2 separate regions of the Homo sapiens genome follow, and region 2 is linked to region 1. Evidence: chromatin loops called from intact Hi-C (ENCODE). Cell type or tissue: gastrocnemius medialis. All regions are shown on one strand. Links, peaks and the distances in the headings refer to the core of each region. The heading gives the core; the rest is flanking DNA. Region 1 has its middle 130 kb from the start of MIR11400. Region 2 has its middle 37 kb from the start of PRSS1.

Region 1 (10,112 bases), core at 1,162-9,161:
ACCTGGGAGGGGGAGGTTGTGGTGAGCCGAGAGCGCACCACTGCACTCTAGCCTGGGCAACAAGAGCGAAACTCTGTCTCAAAACAATAAATAAATAAATAAAATAGAAGGAATAAAAAGAAATTAAACCTAGATAACACAAAAAGCATGTTCATTTTAAGTGTGACAACTTCAGATCCTACAAATTCACTAATTGGCCTCTATGGCACTGAAGGAGAACAGATTAATGTACTCTTGGTGTAAAACATATTAATGCACAGAGAATTAAAAGATCTTCAGGTATATGATTCAAATTGTAATGAGGGGCAATGTACTCAACATCAATATTCCTAATGAGGCATTATGGTATCAACTGTACCTAGGCAGGAGACTACACTTATGTTGAGCAGTTATAGAATTCAAAATAACTCTGTTAAAATTTGATAATCCATTCTGTTCACAGATCTGGTCACCACCTAGCATTCGCTTTGAGAGAAGTTCCTTTATTCTCTCCAGTTACATCTGCTCTTATTTCAGTATAAGTTGAACCCAGTTGTCTTACTTCCAGAAGTCCAAAGTTACTTCTTTTCTTGGGAAAAAAATTTACTGTGACTCCTGGAAACAGAAGTTCTCACTTTATCATTTTTCTGATCTATTTAATATTATACCTTCTCATTTTAAGTTCCTTTTCCCGCTCTCCAGAAGTGAGTGTTCCTTAGCGTTCTGTTCTCGGTCCCCCTCAAGCCCAGTCTTGCTGTTGGTGGTCTACATCTTTGCTTTTGTCACAGGGAAGTCACTCCTCTAGATGCTATCTTCAGCTTTTTCTTGAAATATTTCCATTCTACCAAAACTGTTCTCCTAAAGATTAAAATTACGTATTTCCCAGACCAAAAGACGCATGTGTGTTTCTTTGCCTGCTTGATCTCTTTGAAGCTCTTGACAATACTGACCATGCCCTAAGTCCTGAGCATTAATTTTTGCTCAGTTTCATTTACATCATTTTCAACTAGTTTCTCATTTTCTCTCTATTCTTTTTGTTTTCAATGCAGCTCCCAGAAACTAAATCTATCCATTTAATATTCTTTTTCCCAGGAAAATTCTTCTCATTCTATTTAAAGTGTAATATTCTAGTTTAATGGGAAAGTTTTTTGTTGTTGTTGTTTAGCCTTTTAAAAATCTCTACTGAAAAAATTTTGGATATGAAAATTAGCCAGGCATGGTGGCGGGAGCCTGTAATCCCAGCTACTCAGGAGGCTGAGGCAGGAGAATCGCTTGAAACTTGGAGGCGGAGGTTGCAGTGAGCTGAGACTGCACCACTGTGCTCCAGCCTGGGCAATGGAGAGAGACTCCATCTCAAAAAAAAAAAAAAAAGAAAAGAAAAGAAAAAATTGTGAAATGTGGTCTGAGACAACTTTTCTCAGTGTCACCTGAGGCATGGGTTAAACAGGTATATTCTAGGACAGGTTCAGAATTTCAGAGTCGAAATTTCTTGTTGGTGGACTTTAGGAATACGTATCATTGCTCCTGAGTATTTCTGTTAGTGCTGAAGTTCTGCCCCAAGGACTTCGTAAGATTAATAACATCGCAAATCTTCTGTAGTGCTTTAAAATTTTGTTCTTCATTTTTTTATTCTCACTTTCTTCTCTTTCCTTTTCCACTTCCTCTTATGTTTTCCTTAATCTTCAACTTTCCTAAGCACCTGCAAGTGGGATTGGAGCCTTGTTTAACATCGTCCATGTAGCAAAATAAGGATGAGGCCAAATATTTGAACCAAGGATCCCCATCTCCTATGGAAGGTGCCCTGAGGTTGTGGGTGTTGCTGGGGACATGATGTCATGGCCAGATCCTACATCATGCGGCCAAGGGAACCCAGAACTTTCACTGCTCTTTGCTACTGCACATCAGAACCCATCGCTGGGAGTGTCTTGCACTGCCTGACCTCACCATGGATATCTGGCTCCTCTGCTGGGTGACCCTGTGTCTCTTGGCGGCAGGTGGGTCCAGGTATACTTAAACATTTGCATAAAGATGTTTTTGGCTGGGCGTGGTGGCTCACAGCCGTAATCCCACCTTTTTGGGAGGTTGAGGTGAGTAGATCACCAGAGGTCAAGAGTTCGAGACCAGCCTGGTCAACGTGGTGAAACACCTTCTCTACCAAAAAATACAAAAATTAGCCAGGCGTGGTAGTGTGCTCCTGTAGTCCCAGCTACTTGGGAGGCTGAGGTGGGAGGATCACTTGAATCTGGGAGGTAGAGGCTGCAGTGAGCAGAGATCACGACATTTCACTCCAGCCTGGGCAACACAGAGAGACCCTATCTCAAAAAAAAAAGATGTTTTCTTTGGGCTTCCCTTCACCTTCTATGGCTTCCGTCTTCTTCCACAGGACACTCGGAGCCTGGAGTCAGCCAGACCCCCAGACACAAGGTCACCAACATGGGACAGGAGGTGATTCTGAGGTGCGATCCATCTTCTGGTCACATGTTTGTTCACTGGTACCGACAGAATCTGAGGCAAGAAATGAAGTTGCTGATTTCCTTCCAGTACCAAAACATTGCAGTTGATTCAGGGATGCCCAAGGAACGATTCACAGCTGAAAGACCTAACGGAACGTCTTCCACACTGAAGATCCATCCCGCAGAGCCGAGGGACTCAGCCGTGTATCTCTACAGTAGCGGTGGCACTGCATGGCTGAGTCAGTTCCCTCCAGGGTGCAAACCCTCTGGCTGCTCTTCTCCCAGTTGAACTCCAAGAAAACATTTGAAAAAGCCTCTTCCTTATCTTCCTACCCCAGAAGAAAGAAGCGAGTTGATTGTTGTGGCTGCAGCTGCTACCGGGAGAGTACAAGACCATGAATTAAGGTCTTAAATGGTCATGATGGGCACACTGGACAATGGGCTCCTGAAACTACCCAAATACAAAATGAGACATTCTGTGGATCAGGAGGAATCCACATGTTTAGAAGGAAGGGCCCCAGACCAATTTCCAAGTTCAGAGACCAGCTATCTGAGGTTGATATTACTTACCAAAACACAAAAACATTCCTACTGATTTTATCTCAAACACAGTTCTCCTGCAAACTCTTCCCCCACCAACGTACCCCAGCAGAGGCAATGACATGTACATTTATGGAACAGCCTGTTGACTACTGCAGATCCATCTCTTCAATAAGACCAACTTTCCCTGGAGGTCAGTGACTAAACCAAACCGCAAGGCAGACGGCAACACGACCCTCTTAGGGGATGGATGCCAGAGAAACACTGACTAAAATCCCCACTCGGGGACTGTCCTAGCACATTCAGTTCCTCACACAGCTGCCCAGGGGAGCGCGACGTTTTATTCTGTTACTTCAAACACTCATCTGTTCCTCTCTCTCTCTTGCAGGCCCTAGACTCACAGACACTGGAATTAGAGTCAGAAAAATTGCTTTCTAATCCCAAAACTGGTTTTGTTTACTCCCCTTCAGCTGTGAAATCTTGGCAAATGCTCTTACTTCTCTGGGACTCAGTGTCCTCCTCTTCAAAATTAGAGACTTGCTCCACTTAGTCTCTAAGATCTGATACAAATATGATTATTTGACTTGCTATTTATTTATTTATACAAATATTAGAATATTTATGTATACATTTAACATAAATATATTTATATTTAATAAAAACATAAAATTTATAACATTTTATATAAATTTATATCAATAATATATATTTATTGATATACTTATATCACATAAGAGATATATAAATATATGCAAATATATTTTATGTAAATTTTAATACAAATATAAAAAATACATTTTCTATATAAGTATATATAAATACTTATATATAAATGTATTTTATACATTTATATATAAATATATATATAAATATATATTTATATATAAATATATATATAAATATATATTTATATATAAATATATATATAAATATATATTTATATATAAATACAAATACTTATATATATTTATATATAAGTATTAATATATAAATATATGTGTTTATATATTATTATATATAAATAATATATAAATATATGTGTTTATATATTATTATATATAAATAATATATAAATATATGTGTTTATATATTATTATATATAAATAATATATAAATATATGTATTTATAATATTTATCTATTTATCTATCTACAGCTATTTTACACATGTGACAATCAGGGTTGCGATGGAAGACATCACTACAAGCTGGAAAATATGAACATAATTACATATGCAGATAACACAGATCCAGAGACTATCTGATTGCAAGGAACATTATAGATCACCCCTATATACCATAACTTTGAAGCTAATTTGAAATGTGGTTTGTGAAAGTATTATACATTTCCTGCAATCCCCTCCACTGCTGCTAGATGGCAGTAAAGGAACGTGTTAGAAAGTCTGGGGAGGGGACCTCATGATTTATTTACCGCGCAGTCATGATTTACCACGCAATCACGGTTTAGTCTTGTTGTCCTGTCATAATTAATAGTATCCTCTTTCACATACAAAAGTGTCTCAATTTGAACATTAAACTATACGGTCATTGTAGATAATGACACAAATGATAGCATCTCTGTTGAAAGTAAATTGTTTATTAATGTTGCAGTACCTTCATTTCTTTGTTTCGGTTTAATGAAATAGATTTTTTAAATTATAGAATAAATAAACACGAAGCTATAGCATTGGTCTGCTTTTTGTCATTTTACTATTTAAATATATCTCAGCCCTACTTACAGTTTGTATTAGCGATATATGGTGTATGAAGCCTCAACTTAAAAACTCAGCTTGGTCTTCGTAGTGCTTCTGTCACTGTCTGCCCAGCACCCACTGCCTCTCAATGTGTTCCAACGTTTCCCAATTCCTACCTGCTAATAAACCTACCAGGATATTTCCAGACCTATTTTCTCTGTGAAGAAAACCAAGCGACATTGACTTTCCCTCATTCATCTACTAATACATAAATGTCACCACATGCCAGTGACAACGGGGTAAAATAAGTAATAAAAGTGAAATAGGATAAAAGAATTGTTATACATTTATTGGCCTTCCGGAGAAATCCACCCTCTTCTCTCTAGTCTCCTGCGCACCCTGCCAACAATGTCATTGGCTGTAAAAATACCTCATGTTCATTTAACACTCTACAGTTTACTGAGTAATTTGTTGTTTTATTTTCATGCTTTAATTATATGTTTCCAGGTTCTCTGAGCTTTTGAGCTCCTGCTCTTCCCAGATGGGCTTTCATAACAAGGCCAGCCCCTTTCTCTCTCCCCTTCCGCCAGTGCCCATCATTTGAACCAAATTTTCTTCCTGTCTCTCTTACTTGATTCTTTCCCAACCTGTGCCTTCTGTTTGGTCTCTTAAAATATTTCCCTATTCAGTGATAACTCCCTTAATGAAGGCATCTTTATTGACTGCCTTGGAAATCCTCAGAATTATAGAAACATCTTTCATGTCCACCTTGGCATGTTTTATATGTTTCACATATATTTTCATAAATAATAAAAAAGTTATATATTTTCCATACGTAATAAAAATGTCCCTTCAACATGCGTAATATATAACAAGATTAGTGATCTTCCACCTAATGTCTTGGACAATGTGACTTCTGTCTGATAGGTATAGTCTTTGACCCCTACTTACTCATGATTAAAGAAATACCTTTCTCTCAAAGGAACTATCTGTGTTCACAGCGTTAAGTCTCATCCTGGATGCCGCAAGAAGACGTTCAAATGTCCACTGCCCACCCAGGTATGTGATGCTGCCTGCCATGGGTCACTAGAAGGTGATAGTTAAAAGTGTAGGCTCTGGAATCAAACAATGCAGACCACAATTCTGGCTCCTCTGCTCAAATGCTATGTGAACGTGAGCAAGACTGTGAACCTCTCTATGCCTCACTTCCTCACCTCTAAAATGAAGATAATAGTACCTACCTGAGGCTGAGCACAGTGGCTCATGCCTGTAAATCCCAGCATTTTGGGAGGCCGAGGTGGGTGGATCATCCCAGGTTGGGAGTTCGAGACCAGCCTGACCAACATGGAGAAACCCTGTCTCGACTAAAAATACAAAATTAGCTGGGCGTGGTGGCACATACCTGTAATCCCAGCTACTCAGGAGGCTAAGACAGGAGAATCTCTTGAACTCGGGAAGCGGAGGTTGTGGTGAGCCAAGATTGCACCATTACACTCCATCCTGGATGACAAGAGTGAAACTCTGTCTCAATAATAATAATAATAATAATAATAATAATAATACCTACCTGATAGTATTGGGTTAAATAAGATAATTCATGAAAATCCCTAGTGTGGTGCCTAAAACTCAAACGCTAATATACATAGGTTTGGCCTAATATTATGAGGTGTTATTATTTAGGATTGCTGTGCTTCAGCTTTTTGTTGAGTTTCACGGTTTGGCTCTTACTGGACCACTGACAGAAGCAACTCCATGACTGGTTATTCTGTCATTACCCCCAGATACTGTGCGATACCTTCCAAATCTACTACAAACAACGAGTGTGCATTTCTCTTGCTTGTTCCATCCAAGAGGAAAGAGATCTGTCCAGAGATGTCATTCTGCTTCAGTCAACCCAGCCGTGCCAGACAATATCAGCATAAATGTCAAAATTACCATATGTGGTCAACATATGCTGATACTGTGACCATATGCTACATGGGACTTGTTCCCTTAATTGTGAATAAGAGAACTATTCGTGTAGGTGTTATTATCCCCAATTTTATAGGCTCAGAAAGAGTAATAATTGGTCCAATGTCTCACAACTGTATGTTTCATGGCAAAGATTGGAAATGAAGCAATAACTTTTTTCTAGTAAAATTACAAGAATGACCTTAATTTCTTTCTAAGCAAACGTAGTGTATCATCACAACAGTTATGTTAAATCAGCTCAATAATCTCCTAGAAGAACATATTATAATATTCATTAGAGGTGGTATGGGCTTTAAGAGGGAGAAAAAACTAGGCAGGATATTGCTATACGTGAAGTACCATGCTAGATATTTCACATATGGTATTTCATTTCATCCATACCAGCAACCCAAAATTATGTTATTTATCCCTGTTTTACTAACAAAGAAATTGAAGTTTAAGGAGGGTAAGTGCAGGATGAACACTAAGCCAATTGTAGAGCTGGCTTTTGTAATCAGGGATTTTATTTAATTCGATTTGCTCTACTATCATCATGTTGAATTAAGAATGGCAAAGGGCTGGGTGCACTGGCTGACACCTATAGTTCTAGCTACTCGGGAAACTGAGGCAGGAGGGTTGCTTGATCCCAGGAGTTCGAGGCTGCAGTGAGATATGGTCATGCCACCGAACTCCAGCCTGGGTAACAGAATGAGACCCTGTCTCTAAAAATTTAAAAAAAAAATAAGAAATTTTCAAAAAAGAATAAAAATTAAAATATATATATATTTTAAGGCTGGGTGCGGTGGCTCACGCCTGTAATCCCAGCACTTTGGGAGGCTGAGGCGGGCGGATCACGAGGCGGGAAATCAAGACCATCCTGGCTAACATGGTGAAACCCCATCTCTACTGAAAAATACAAAAAATTAGTCGGGCGTAGCGGCGGGCGCCGGTAGTCCCAGCTACTCGGGAGGCTGAGGCAGGAGAATGGCATTAACCCAGGAGGCGGAGCTTGCAGTGAGCTGAGGATCATGCTACTGCACTCCAGCCTGGGCGACAGAGTGAGACTCCCTCTCAAAAACAACAACAACAACAACAACAACAAAAATTTAAAAAAATGTGTGTGTGTGTGTGTGTGTATACATATATATACTTTTTTTTTTTTTTTTAAAGAATGAGAAAGGAACTAGAACAAGCAGAGAGAAAAAGCCCAGGGGCACGACAGCTAAAGGATGACTAATGGAAGTTGAAAATAGGAAGCTGAAAGGTACAGAAATACTGCGGGAAGACAAACTACAAATTATGTGGAGAAAGACAAGAATAAGAACAGTTCCCAGAGGTCTGAACACAGCACATTATGTCTTCTTGCTATACAGTGGCCACCAAACTTGTCAATACTGTAGGCAAATGCTAGTGTCATTGCTTGTGGCTAAGCAGAAATTTTGACACTTGGGAAGGTTGGCATGAGATTGAACAGTTGCCATGGTGACCTGCCATAGATATTTTGATTGATGATGAGTAGACACAAAGTGCCAATGCTTAAGACCTAGCTTCAGATACTTAGGATTTAGTGGAGAGGCTGTTTTGACTATTTCTTTTCTTTTCTTTTCTTTTGAGACAGAGTGTCGCTCTGTCTCCCAGGCTGGATGGAGTGCAGTGGCACGATCTCGGCTCACTGCAAGCTCTGCCTCCCGGGTTTACGCCATTCTCCTGCCTCAGCCTCCCGAGTAGCTGGGACTACAGGCGCCCACTACCATGCCCGGCTAATTTTATGTACTTTTAGTAGAGACCGGGTTTCACCGTGGTAACCAGGATGGTCTCCATCTCCTGACCTCGTGATCCGCCCACCTCGGCCTCCCAAAGTGCTGGGATTACAGGCGTGAGCCACCACGCCCGGCCTGACTATTTCTGACATCTGACTTAGGCTGCACAGGAGGTGGGGTTTCTTGACAGGGAGGAGCTAATGTAGGGACTGTGATGTGCCAGGCTATTTGGGTTGGGGTGGAGAAACCACAGAGAGACAGACATAAGCTCTCTCCCTTATTTATAGGACATACCTACTGGTCCTGCCCTAGGCCCCAGATTCTTTGTTAGTGGCCTTTTCTACTGGGAGCAGGTGGGGCATTCCAGTTTCAGGTGTTCTGGGACCTGGCTTGCAGTTTTTCACTGATGGCTGCATCATTAGGCTCGCTCTTTTGCCCTTTCCTCAGTTCCTGTCTTTTTTTCACTTTCAGTCACCTAGAAACGACAATATCCAATCAGAAGTTGAGAATGAGACAAGTTTGGGAAGACATTGAGGAATGTCTCATATTGTGGTATTGATAAATCTAGAGATGGGGCCACAGCTTGCTTATAGCTGCTTAGAGTAAAATGATTAATCAGAAAAAGTAATTTCCAAGGATTTGTAGTCAGTCTGCCTGAGGCTAATACATTTATTCACAGCAAAATATCTGCTGCCTAAAATGACTCTGCAAGTTACCCCTACAATACCAGCTACTCAGAGTGATGCAATCACCTGGTTGCAATAGGAAATTATCCTGGCTTCAGTTATCTAGTAGAACAGGTGTACATATCAATCTTAGAGCTCTTGAGAAGACCCAGTAGCCCCAGACCCGTGCAATTATATTATAAGCACTCAAGTAACTTCTCAGCTAAAGGAAGAATGATGAAGCAGGAAAGAGAGAAAAATGATTTGTATTTTTTGTGGTTAACTTGCTTAGAAATTTTAGGGAGGATAAACTCAATCTTGACTAATAGGAAATTTAATTAATTTAGAGAGTTATTAAATAATAGCTCCTCCACATCAGGGACTATGATAAATGTTATTAACAACACAAAGAAGAATAAGACTTTCCCTTCTAGGAACATACCATTTAGTGGGAAGAAAGACAGACAGATACACACACACATACACACACACATGCACATACACTTAAACAGAAGTGGTAGAGGCTGAGGGAAATCCCATAAGATAGACATAAAGAAAGTGCTCCATTTGCTCAGAGTTAGAGGTGAAAACCAAGAATATTGGCAGAAAAGAATGTTTTAAAGCAACTTTGAATGATTCTTCCAATGATATTGGAATTAGAAAATGAAGGTTTAGGCAGAGTGGGGAGCAGGACAGTCACTGAAGTGGGAAGGCACACATGGGCTCAGCAAAACCGGAGCACAGTGTAATATCATTAGGGGTGAAGTCAAGAAAAGTAGCTTAAAATTAAGCCATAGAGAATCCAAAGATTTTAAATTTTCTTTTGATTTCAAAAATGATCTTTTCATATTATTGAGCCAGAAAATAATTAAGTCATCTATATATTAGACAAAGTTGTCAAAAGCAACTAAATGGAGGGATGTTAAAATGGGAAAGAAAAAAGCTAGCACATTTAACCTATAGCTAACAATACTGTATTATACACTTAAAAATGTGTTAGCAGGGTAAGTCTCATAGCACAAACAATAAAATAAATTTCTTAAAGAAAAAGTTAACTATTGGAATAGCCTAGA
Region 2 (10,112 bases), core at 1,150-9,149, 110 kb after region 1:
TCTAACAGGTCCAGGAGCCCCAAGTTATCTTGGGACCCCAAGAGGAGAGGAATTTACTCAGCTCATAGGTATTTGAGGATACAAACCCATGGTAGGGCTCGGCTTAAAAAGAGTCTTATCTAAGATTCCTTCTAAGAAACAAAGTTCCATCAAAACCAGTGTTAAAAGTCTATGTGAAAAATAATTATTCTTGCTGTACTTTATATAAATAATCAGGCCAAGTATAATAAAACAAATTGGTCTTACCATGACTTATCTTTAGTGAAAATGGAAAACAGGAGAAAGAATATTACGTTTCAAGACCTATGTTACACTTGGTATTAAATTCTAGTCTCATCAGTTGTTGTTTGTTTATGCAGTTTAGGCTAACCCTGCTTATTCCTATGAACCAACCAGTGATCTTTGCCTGCTACTCTGAAAAAACAAGGCATTTTGGTAATGTAAAAATCTGGATTTCATTCTAATTCTGGGCATGTACTGGAATTGCCTAGCCACCTCATGTCAGCTTGGTTCCAGTAGTTTCCCAGTTCATGAAGAGCCTTCTAATTTAGTTTACTTGGGATACTTTTGCTTATTTTGTTATATTGCTGTTTTACTCTTTGTGTAGGAATGCAGACTAAGCTTACTAAATGTTTTCTTAAACCGAATACTTATTAATCTTTCAGATATCACCTTTCGTCAGGACTCAAGAGTTCTGAATGGCCTTCATCATACTGAAGCTTTCTGACTGAGCTCCTCTTTACCCTGAACACAAGAGACCATAATAGTCAGGCAGAAATATCATTGCCCCTATTCAGCCTGAAGAAGTTACAGAAGATGAATCTTTGTCCTTCTACAACCTTAGGATTAAGGGTTCTCTTATAAAAGGGAAGGAGGAAATGTCTAAGACATATGAACTAGAGCAACTTCATCCTGAATAGGAGCTGAGTAAAATAAGGCTGAAACCTACTGGGCTGCATCCTCAGACAGTTAAGGCATTCTAAGTCACAGGATGAGATAGGAGGTCAGCACAAGATACAGGTCCTTAAAACCTTGCTGATAAAACAGGTTGCAGAAAGAAGCCGGCTAAAACCCACCAAAACCAATATGGCCATGGGAGTGACTGCTGGTCGTCCTCACTGCTACACTCCCACCAGCACCATAATAGTTTACAAATGCCATAGTAACATCAGGATATAACCCCATATGGCCTAAAAAGGGGAGGCTTAAATAATGCACCCCTTGCTTAGCATATAATCAAGAAATAACCATAAAAATAGGCAACCAGCAGCCCTCAGGGCTGCTCTGTCTTTGGAGTAGCCATTCTCTTATTCCTCTTTCTTAATAAACTTGCTTTCACTTTACTCAGACTCCCCATGAATTCTTTCTTGCACAAGATCCAAGAACCCTCTCTTGAAGTCTGATTGGGACTTTTTCTTGTGACAGATTCTGCCAGTTTCTGTTCTTGGCAGGTTCCATTTCTACAAATTCCTCATCTCTACAGGTTTAGGATCAGAATGTTCCAGCAGGGAGCACTACAGCTGTTTCAATCTTCAGGGAGACTACTCATCTTGGGAATAATTCCTTCCTTTGTCCTGTCAGCATAATGTGTATGGACCCTGCTAAGCAGCACCCAGTCATGAAAGTGCTGCCACCGAGGAAGGTAAGGAGGTTATGACAAAAAACACAGAACGTGACCCTCTGAACAGCAGGAGAGTAGAAACCGTTCTTGTCATCAGAAATTTCAGAGAGGAAGCTCACTCACTGTCCAGCTTCCCTCCCACACAATGGAAGCATAAAAATGGAAACCCATTTTGCACAAGAAATTAGCACGTTGCCCCTCAAGAGAATTATATCCTATGTTTGTTTCTGTAGGAGTGTCTAAACAGTTAAAACCATGTACCATTCACAAAAATCTATACATAAAACATGAATGTTTAGAAAGTGAACACATATAGAATGATATTTGTTTCAATTTAAGATGCCAACCTGGATACAAGTACACATTCAGTTTGACTAAAATTGCTGTAATAATAATCTAAAAGCAAAACTAAAGAAGGGTAGAAAAAGGAAGGTAACAGATTCCTGCCATTGATAATGGAAATCATAGCATGTAAACAAAGCCAATCCTGCTTGGGAAGTTCACCCTGAGCCTGCAAGGAATGTGGGGAGGCAGCATGGGGCGCCTGGATGTTACAGGTAGTTAGTTAGGCATGAGTGGGGCAGGAGAGGGCTCCCTTCCCCCCACCGCCCAGAATGTCAGACAATCTGGTATTGATTCAGAGATTATAACGTTGCCTCTCTAATAATAATGCATAATTCAGCAGCCTGAGATAGGGAGGTACAATCTCTTGCTGATCCACAGCTGTTAACATTAAAGTGTCAATTGAATGCAGGCACCAAGGAGAAGCAAAGAAGGTTTCCAATAAAATCTCAGGTATTGGGCAGGTGAACCCAGGTATGTGCATTGAGAGACAAAAGGGTGGAGTACGACCTTCCAGGGACACTCCAACAGAAACAGGAAGAAAGCGTCAGATGGGCATGCATACAACTTCCTAAACACACTGCGCATGCTCACTTCCGAAGTGTAAGGAGGGCACTGTGCATTCGGGCAGCCTATCCTAAGGGGAGAATAATGAGAAAGGGGCACAAGATGGCCGCCTATGAAGCCCCAGGATCAAGGTTAAATGCCACACTTGCTCTTCAAGTCACCTGCTTGGATCTCTTCCAAGTGTTCTTTCTTTTCTTTCCTGTTCTAAAGCCTTTTTAATAAGCTTCTACTCCTGCTCTAAAACTTGTCTTGGTCTCTTTTTCTGCTCTATGACCCTCAGTGGAATTTTCTTCTGAGGAGGCAAGAACTGAGGTTGCTGCAGACCAGCAGGGATTCACTGCTGATAACTCAAGATACCTTCCACCAGTAACTTGGAGATGACACCAAGAGACAACACAGGCAAAGGAAAGTGTATTAATTCTGTTTTAGGTGTAGAAACTGGAGTGATTGGAAAATAATTCCTAAAAGAAATTGAAAAGTCAAATTGTCAAGCAGTAAGTTCACCATCACATTTACCATAAAGCATGTAGAGAAATGGAAATATTTACACATCATGGTTGAGAGTGCAGGATTTGCAGTCAGACAGTTTCTGGCACTTAGTAGCTTTAGAAAGTGACTTAAGCCCTCTAAGCCCTCAGTTTTCACATCTATAAAATGAAGTAAATAATATAAGCCTCTCAGAAGTGGGGTGAGGGTTGAATGAAACAATATGTGAGTAGTTTAACACAGAGACTGGCACTGACTTAAGAAAGTATTGTGATAAAAGCAGCAGTGGAGAAAATATTTTGAATAGCTGTATGCATGGCAATCCTTTAACCTCTTTATTCATGGCAACTCATTTAATTGCCACAACAAATATGTAAGGTAAGTACTTTTATTATTTCCATTGTTATGGACTGAGTTGTGCTACCTTCTTCATTTCATATGTTGATGTCCTAAGTCCCAGTGCCCCATAATGTGACTGACTATATTTGGAGATGGGGTCTTTACATCGATAATTAAGTTAAAATTAGGTCATTAGGGTGGGCCCTAATTCAATATGACTGGTGTCCTTATCAGGAGGTTAGGACACAGACATGCAAAGAGGGAAGACCAGAAAGAAGGTATAGAAAAAAAAAAATTGTTATCTACAAGCCAAGGAGAGAGGCCTCAGAAGAAACCAACTCAACAAATTTTAAAAGATGTATTTTGGAGAACAAAACTGTTAGAATATATTTAGAACAGAAAAAAACCATTTCTTCTAGAACTAAGTTGGTCTAAAAGTGCATATCTTGGTAAGGCTCTGTGAGGAAATGACCTAATCTGGAGAGAAGCTGCTGGGACACTCATCTGTGTGTGGCCTGTGGCTCACAGGGGCAGGTATTCTCAGAACGCACATGGGATAATCACCATCCTGGTGTGTCCAGGCTCTGGGAACAGGCTCTTCCTCGTGGCTTTCACATGAGTTTCCTGGTGGGCTATGTAGTCACTTTTCTGCATCCTTCTTTTAAAGGCTCATGAATGTCAAAGTAACACAGACCCTGAGATGAGGCAGGAAAGTTGTATCGGAATGTTTTCAGACTATCAACCAGACCAAACGTTCTGGAATCCATAAGATCCAGGGCTGGGGATAAATTTAATCTATTAATTATTCTTCTGAAGTTGGCAGCTTTGAAAAAGATGCCCTGAGTCAGCATAGTCATTCCAACCAAAAAGAAAAAAGGGAAAAAATAATCATCTTTCCCAACCCTTAAATCGTCCAGCACTAACCAGACTCTGAGACCCTCTGCAGCAGCAGCCTATCAGTGCAGCCACATCCTCTCTGAGCGGATATGACAAACCCCAGGGGTGAAGCGACCTAACCTATGAGCCGCCACACACACTCAAGATGCCCCAGACACCCTGCACTCCGATCTTACTCGTTCCTTTACTGTTTTCATCCTAATTGCCCTCTTACACATTTGACCACACATTTTTGGTCTTGGTGGTTGTATTAGTTTTCTGTTGCTACTATACAAATTGCCACCCATTTAGTGGCTTAAAACAATGCAAATGTATCACCTTACAGTTCCGTAGTTCAGAAACCAACATAGGTATCACCCAGCCAAAATCAAGGTGTCGGCAGATCTGGGTTCCTTTCTGAAGGCTCCAGGGGAGAATCGATTTTCTTACCTTATGGGTTGTTTTCCTCTATCTTCAAAGGCAGCACGTTCTGTTGCTCTGACCCTACTTGCGTACTCACAGCTCCCTCTAAACACTGCCGGGAAAGGCTCTCCACGTTTAAGGACCTGCGTGATTACATTGGACCCACCTGGGTAATCCACGAACTGCTTCCTATCTCAAGGTCGGCTGATTAGCAGCCCTAATTGCACCTGCAGCTTTAATTCCCATTTGCCATCTAACTGAACATCCACAGCTGTTACGGGTTGCAGGGATTATTAGCACCTGGACATCTTTAAGGAACCATTCAGCCCACCACTCCGATGTTCCACTAGAGGGCACTAACATATTCCTGTAATATAAACATTAAAATTCAGATAATGGTGGGAGGGAAAGTTTGATAAAATTGAATACTGTATTATCAATTTTAAAAACTTGATATATAAATATGTCTCATTGGGGTCTTTCAAAAGCTAATCATATAGTACAAGAAAATACATAAACTGGAGTGACTCTCAGAACTAAAATGGCCTGAGCGTAAGTGAAATAGAATTTGAAGTGAGGTGAGAATTCTGCAGTCTATTCCTGGGCTCAAAATCACATAGAAAAAAACAAAAAAAGGTTGCTTTATATTTAAAGGGACAAGGCGTAGGTTCTCTTACAGGGGTTTTTAGGAAATGGTTCATCAGTTTAGTAGGTGTTAGCTTAATTGCTTTTATCGGGATACTGTTGCCCCGGTTGGGTGGATGAGCAGTCCCTAAAAAGAGAAGGAAGAGAGCAAAGACCGAAAAAGTATGAAGGAGAGGAAGGGATGGCATGGCGTAGAATGAAATGCTTTTTCATCAAAATGCAAAGATGAAGGAGATGTTTCAGAGTGCCCGGCCGTCTAGAGGGTTCTGTTTACTTTCCATTCCCGCTGTTAGGGACATAGGAGTCTGCCCTACATTAGGGAAATGGAATAGAATAAGTTTCTAGAATTCCTAAATATGGTGGAATTGGGTAGAAAAGATCAGAGGGAAGGTTGTAGGGAGGAAGGGTGGGAAAGTAAAACAACTGGCTCCTACTGTAAGGCTATTGGAGCCTCAGGCTAACAGCATCATTTTAGTACCTTGGTTGAGGTAGAAAAGGAAACGAGAGCAGAATAGCCTCATAGTCAAAGGAACACAGAAGGAGAAACCACATTGCTGAGGAGAGTGAATTAGCTGGTAGAGGGACAGAATATAGAATTAGCTACCTCCTAAATCTTGAATTAATCTAATATGAAAAGACATTGGGAAAAATTATAATACTCTGAAGTGTAATTATGTACCTGTTCAACTTTGAAACACCACGGAATGTTGGGAAATCCAATATCCACTAATAGTGAGCTATGTGGACGCGAGTAAATTCTGAAAGATTTTGCTATTTGGATGTCAAGGTTTACTAAGTAACATGAAATTATTTACTTGCAGTGGGTTTTTAGAATGAAAGTTGTTTTCCCTCTCTTAAGAACACCCGAATTCACAGCTAGGATATGGAGGATTTGCCAGGAAAATGCAAACACCTGTGGCTGAAGTAGAGCCAAGCTCTCTCCCTACATTTTTTTCCAGAAAGCAGTGGTGAAGAAATAGAAAAAGAGAGAATACTCCTCTTAGATCAGAGCTAAGGTCCTGATAGCAATCACTCCTTTCTCAATGCATGGAATGGAAACTGTTAGAGCTGCACCTCTCACCATGAAGGGGTCTGGGGGCAAGGAACTCATCTCTGAGGTTTGAGAGTAGGCCTGAAAACCGGGAAGGGGGCTCCTTCTTGTCTGGAGATGATAATGATTTGGCAAAAACAATGACGGGCTCTGTGAGGCTCTACTTGTGGTAGGAAGCTTTTGGGAAGAAAGGGGTAGCCTCCTTCTATTCCACCATCCAGGAATACATTCGTTCCTACAAAGTACAAGAAGGATTCAAAGGTATACATGTGTCAAAAATCACAATGAGCACTGTAAATATATGCAATTTTTATTCATCAACTATACCTTAATTTTAAAAATTAAGAAAAGTTCAAAGGTGTTCGAGGAGGAAGGCATTCTGGGGAATCCTAGGAAAGTCACCTCAATGTAGGAAGAACATATTCAGGCAGAAAAGAGAGCAGTACCAGCAGCTGCTGGAAGATCTAAGAGAAGCTTGACACTCCTGGCCCCAAACACTGCCTGGCTACAACACGATATCCAGGGACAGATACCTTCCATGTACAGCAAGCTGTGGAGTGGCAAGAAAGCAAAGCACGTACCAAAAGCAGGCAGGAAGCAGAGCTGGCTGGTAAGGCTCTGAGGTTACTGCAGGAAGCAGGTGTTGCCTCTGCCTTTCACCAGCTTCTTCTGGAGAAGAACAGAGAAGGGGAAAAGAAGAAAGATGCTCCAGATACCATCTTTGGTGGAAACAGCTGCTAGCTCTAGCAATGATGACTAAGTCAATTTTGCTAAAGAGCAAAGAAGCTGTGTGTCTTGGATTTTAAACAGCAATAGACTAGCAAAATAATCTATGATGTGAATCTGAGATTTTACACCCTAGACTCTTTTAAAATGTAGTGACTAAAAATATATACCAGTGGATAAATGAAGTCAGGGATATACTTGAAATTTTTTCTGCCAGAGTAGAAATGACTTCAAAATATATGATAATGCAGCTTTCATGTAATCCCAGCTACTGGGGAGGCTGAGGCAGGAGTATTGCTTAAACCCGGGAAGCGGAGGTTGCAGTGAGCCAAGATCATGCCACTGCACTCCAGCCTGGGTGACAGAGTGATACTCTGTCTCAAAAAAAAAAAAAAAGATAATGCAGCTTTCAATATTATAAGCTTTATGTTCTCACACTTCTAAGTGATAATCAAATGTGTTACACCACTTTATACCCTGAGATCCAAAATACATAAATATTTGACAGTTTGTACAAGACTGTATTAATAAGAAAATGTGGCACATGTATAAAGAAAGGAATCTCACAGATTAAGGAAAATGACATTGATTACAAATGTCCTCAGCCTGAGTTGGCTGTGTTGCGTTTGTACACTTCAGCCCTCTGAGCTGAAGTGGGAGTGGTTTCTCTCCTGAAAATGTTTCTGAGGCCCAAATAGCTGAAGAGGTGGAGACGTTACAGAAACCACCTGGAGCCCCCAGAACTGGCAGACACCTGCCTGATGCTGCCATGGGCCCCCAGCTCCTTGGCTATGTGGTCCTTTGCCTTCTAGGAGCAGGTGAGTCCCAGAACACATAGGCAACTTTTGGCCTTATTTTGTAGGCCTCAGCCCAAGGCATCTCCTAAAGGCTTAAGCATTGGAGATCCCCTTCAGCGCTGCCTCTAACTCTGTCCCCTTCCTTTACAGGCCCCCTGGAAGCCCAAGTGACCCAGAACCCAAGATACCTCATCACAGTGACTGGAAAGAAGTTAACAGTGACTTGTTCTCAGAATATGAACCATGAGTATATGTCCTGGTATCGACAAGACCCAGGGCTGGGCTTAAGGCAGATCTACTATTCAATGAATGTTGAGGTGACTGATAAGGGAGATGTTCCTGAAGGGTACAAAGTCTCTCGAAAAGAGAAGAGGAATTTCCCCCTGATCCTGGAGTCGCCCAGCCCCAACCAGACCTCTCTGTACTTCTGTGCCAGCAGTTTATCCACAGTGTTGCACAGCCAGCTGCTCTCTGCACAAAAACAGAGGGTAGCTGCAAGAACAAGGAGACTCCTCCTTCAGGAGACCCCTCACCGACCAACAGGATAAACTTCCTCCATCATCCCACAGAAGCCCTTCCCCACACGCCAGCCTCAGGGACTCTGCAATGCAGCCACTCTGTGGAACCAGGGGTCCATCCTCTACCTGCTGTACCAATGAGGTTTCAAAGTTGGGCAGGACAAGCTCACTGAGTTAGGTCTAGTGCCAGGGTACACTCTCCCATCCTTTCTTCTTGTGGAGCTTAAATCTTTAAATTCAACTAAACTGTTGCCCAAACTGAAGACTCCATTTACAATCTAATGGGTCTCAACAATATTTGGTTCTGTATTCCAGGTCCTATTTATTCTGGAGGTTTTGTCACTTGGAGGAACACCATGTTTGGAGTTATTTATGAAACCCAGCACCTCCTATTTTCTTCCTCTCAGCAGATGGTCCAAATGCCCAAGCCAGAGATGCAAGACTGATCTTCACTCTCTCTCTGACTTTCTCCTTCCACACCAAATCCACTACCCTATCCTGCATTTTTCTAAGTACTAAATTCCTCACAAATTTTACTAACTTTTCTAATTTCACTGATCTCACCTGGATCACTTTAGCCACCTTCCAAGTAGCCACCCTACCTGCAAGCCTGCACCTGCTCCCACCCAAAACCACTCCCTCAAGCTTAAAACCCTTTGGTTTATTTCTATTAACTAGCTAAAGTCTCAAGTTTATGTTAGTTTGCAAGTCTCTCAGCCCCTCCATGATGTGACCTTTGCATATCCCCCACCTTTCTAACACTGACTTCCCTTATCCTTCAACTACCACAACTGCCTGCATCTACTCCAGAAACATCCCATTTCTCGCACATCCCCAAATATGTCCACTGCTGACTCACTCCTGGGTCTTTATCTACAATGGTCACTCTACCCAGAATACCATTTCTCTCTCTGGTATTCATCTGTTCTTCCAGCTGCTCTTTTTGTGCAGACTGCAGCTGGCTGTGCAGCACTGTGGATAAACTGCTGGTGCAAATGTACAGAGAGGTCTGGACTGGGCGACTCCAGGAATGGGGGAGATTCTCCTTCATAGACCAATTTAGAAGTCACTTCCTCCAAGACGATTGCCTTGAATCATTGACTGGATTATTTCTCCGCTGTGTGTTCTTCTAACAGCCTGAACAGAGCTAACACCAACACCGAGACACCACCATGAACTCACCAGCCATTGACTTCTCTGTTCTATAGCTTTTTGCCTCTTTGGAATAGGCATGTCATGGGTGCAGGTATGACGTCCTTGAACTTGGTTTGCTAGACCCTACATTAAGCCTTTTTCTGGTGGTTACACATCAGTATATTTCCTAAGTTCTCTCTTTTTAGCCACAATGTCCATGAATGCTGGTGTCACTGAAATTTCAGTTTATCAAGTTTCAGAGTCAGAATATAAAGTTCTATATTACAACCAGAATATGTTTTATGACCAATATGTGCTGAGCCAGACAAGAGGCAGGAATGAAGCTCCAACTAATCTATTTCTCAGTTGGTGCTTGGAGTACAAACAAATAGAGAGTCTCTAATAGACCTGTGTCTCTTGAGATAAGACTGAGCATTTCTTTTTTTTAATATATATATACTTTAAGTTCTATTTCTTGCAACCTCCAGACATCCAGCCCTTCATAGACACTGCCAGCCGTTAACCCGAAGCCCTGCACAGCCACTTCCTCTCTGAACAGAAAAGACTGCCACAAGGGGAGAGACGGT

The links. A loop is a pair of places that touch in the nucleus more often than their neighbours do. Peaks named below come from ENCODE experiments on the same cell type or tissue, not always from the same donor. Only the 100,000 strongest peaks of a DNase experiment are listed, where the experiment ranks them.
Region 2: it touches region 1 in a loop (9-fold over the local background); 4 of 110 quality-filtered maps call a loop at or near these places.

Annotation. Positions count from the first base shown.
Region 1 is chr7:142,599,704-142,609,815 of GRCh38, forward strand. It overlaps TRB and TRBV17. Among named protein-coding and RNA genes, the nearest start is that of MIR11400, 130 kb to the left of the region's middle. In gastrocnemius medialis, for the core only: CTCF peaks have their summits at 4,348 and 4,547; DNase peaks (open chromatin) are centred at 3,278 and 4,357; H3K4me3 peaks cover 378 bases; H3K27ac peaks cover 1,513 bases.
Region 2 is chr7:142,707,544-142,717,655 of GRCh38, forward strand. It overlaps TRB, the pseudogene TRBVB and TRBV27. Among named protein-coding and RNA genes, the nearest start is that of PRSS1, 37 kb to the right of the region's middle. In gastrocnemius medialis, for the core only: a CTCF peak has its summit at 5,015 (motif pointing right); no DNase peak of the experiment used is centred there.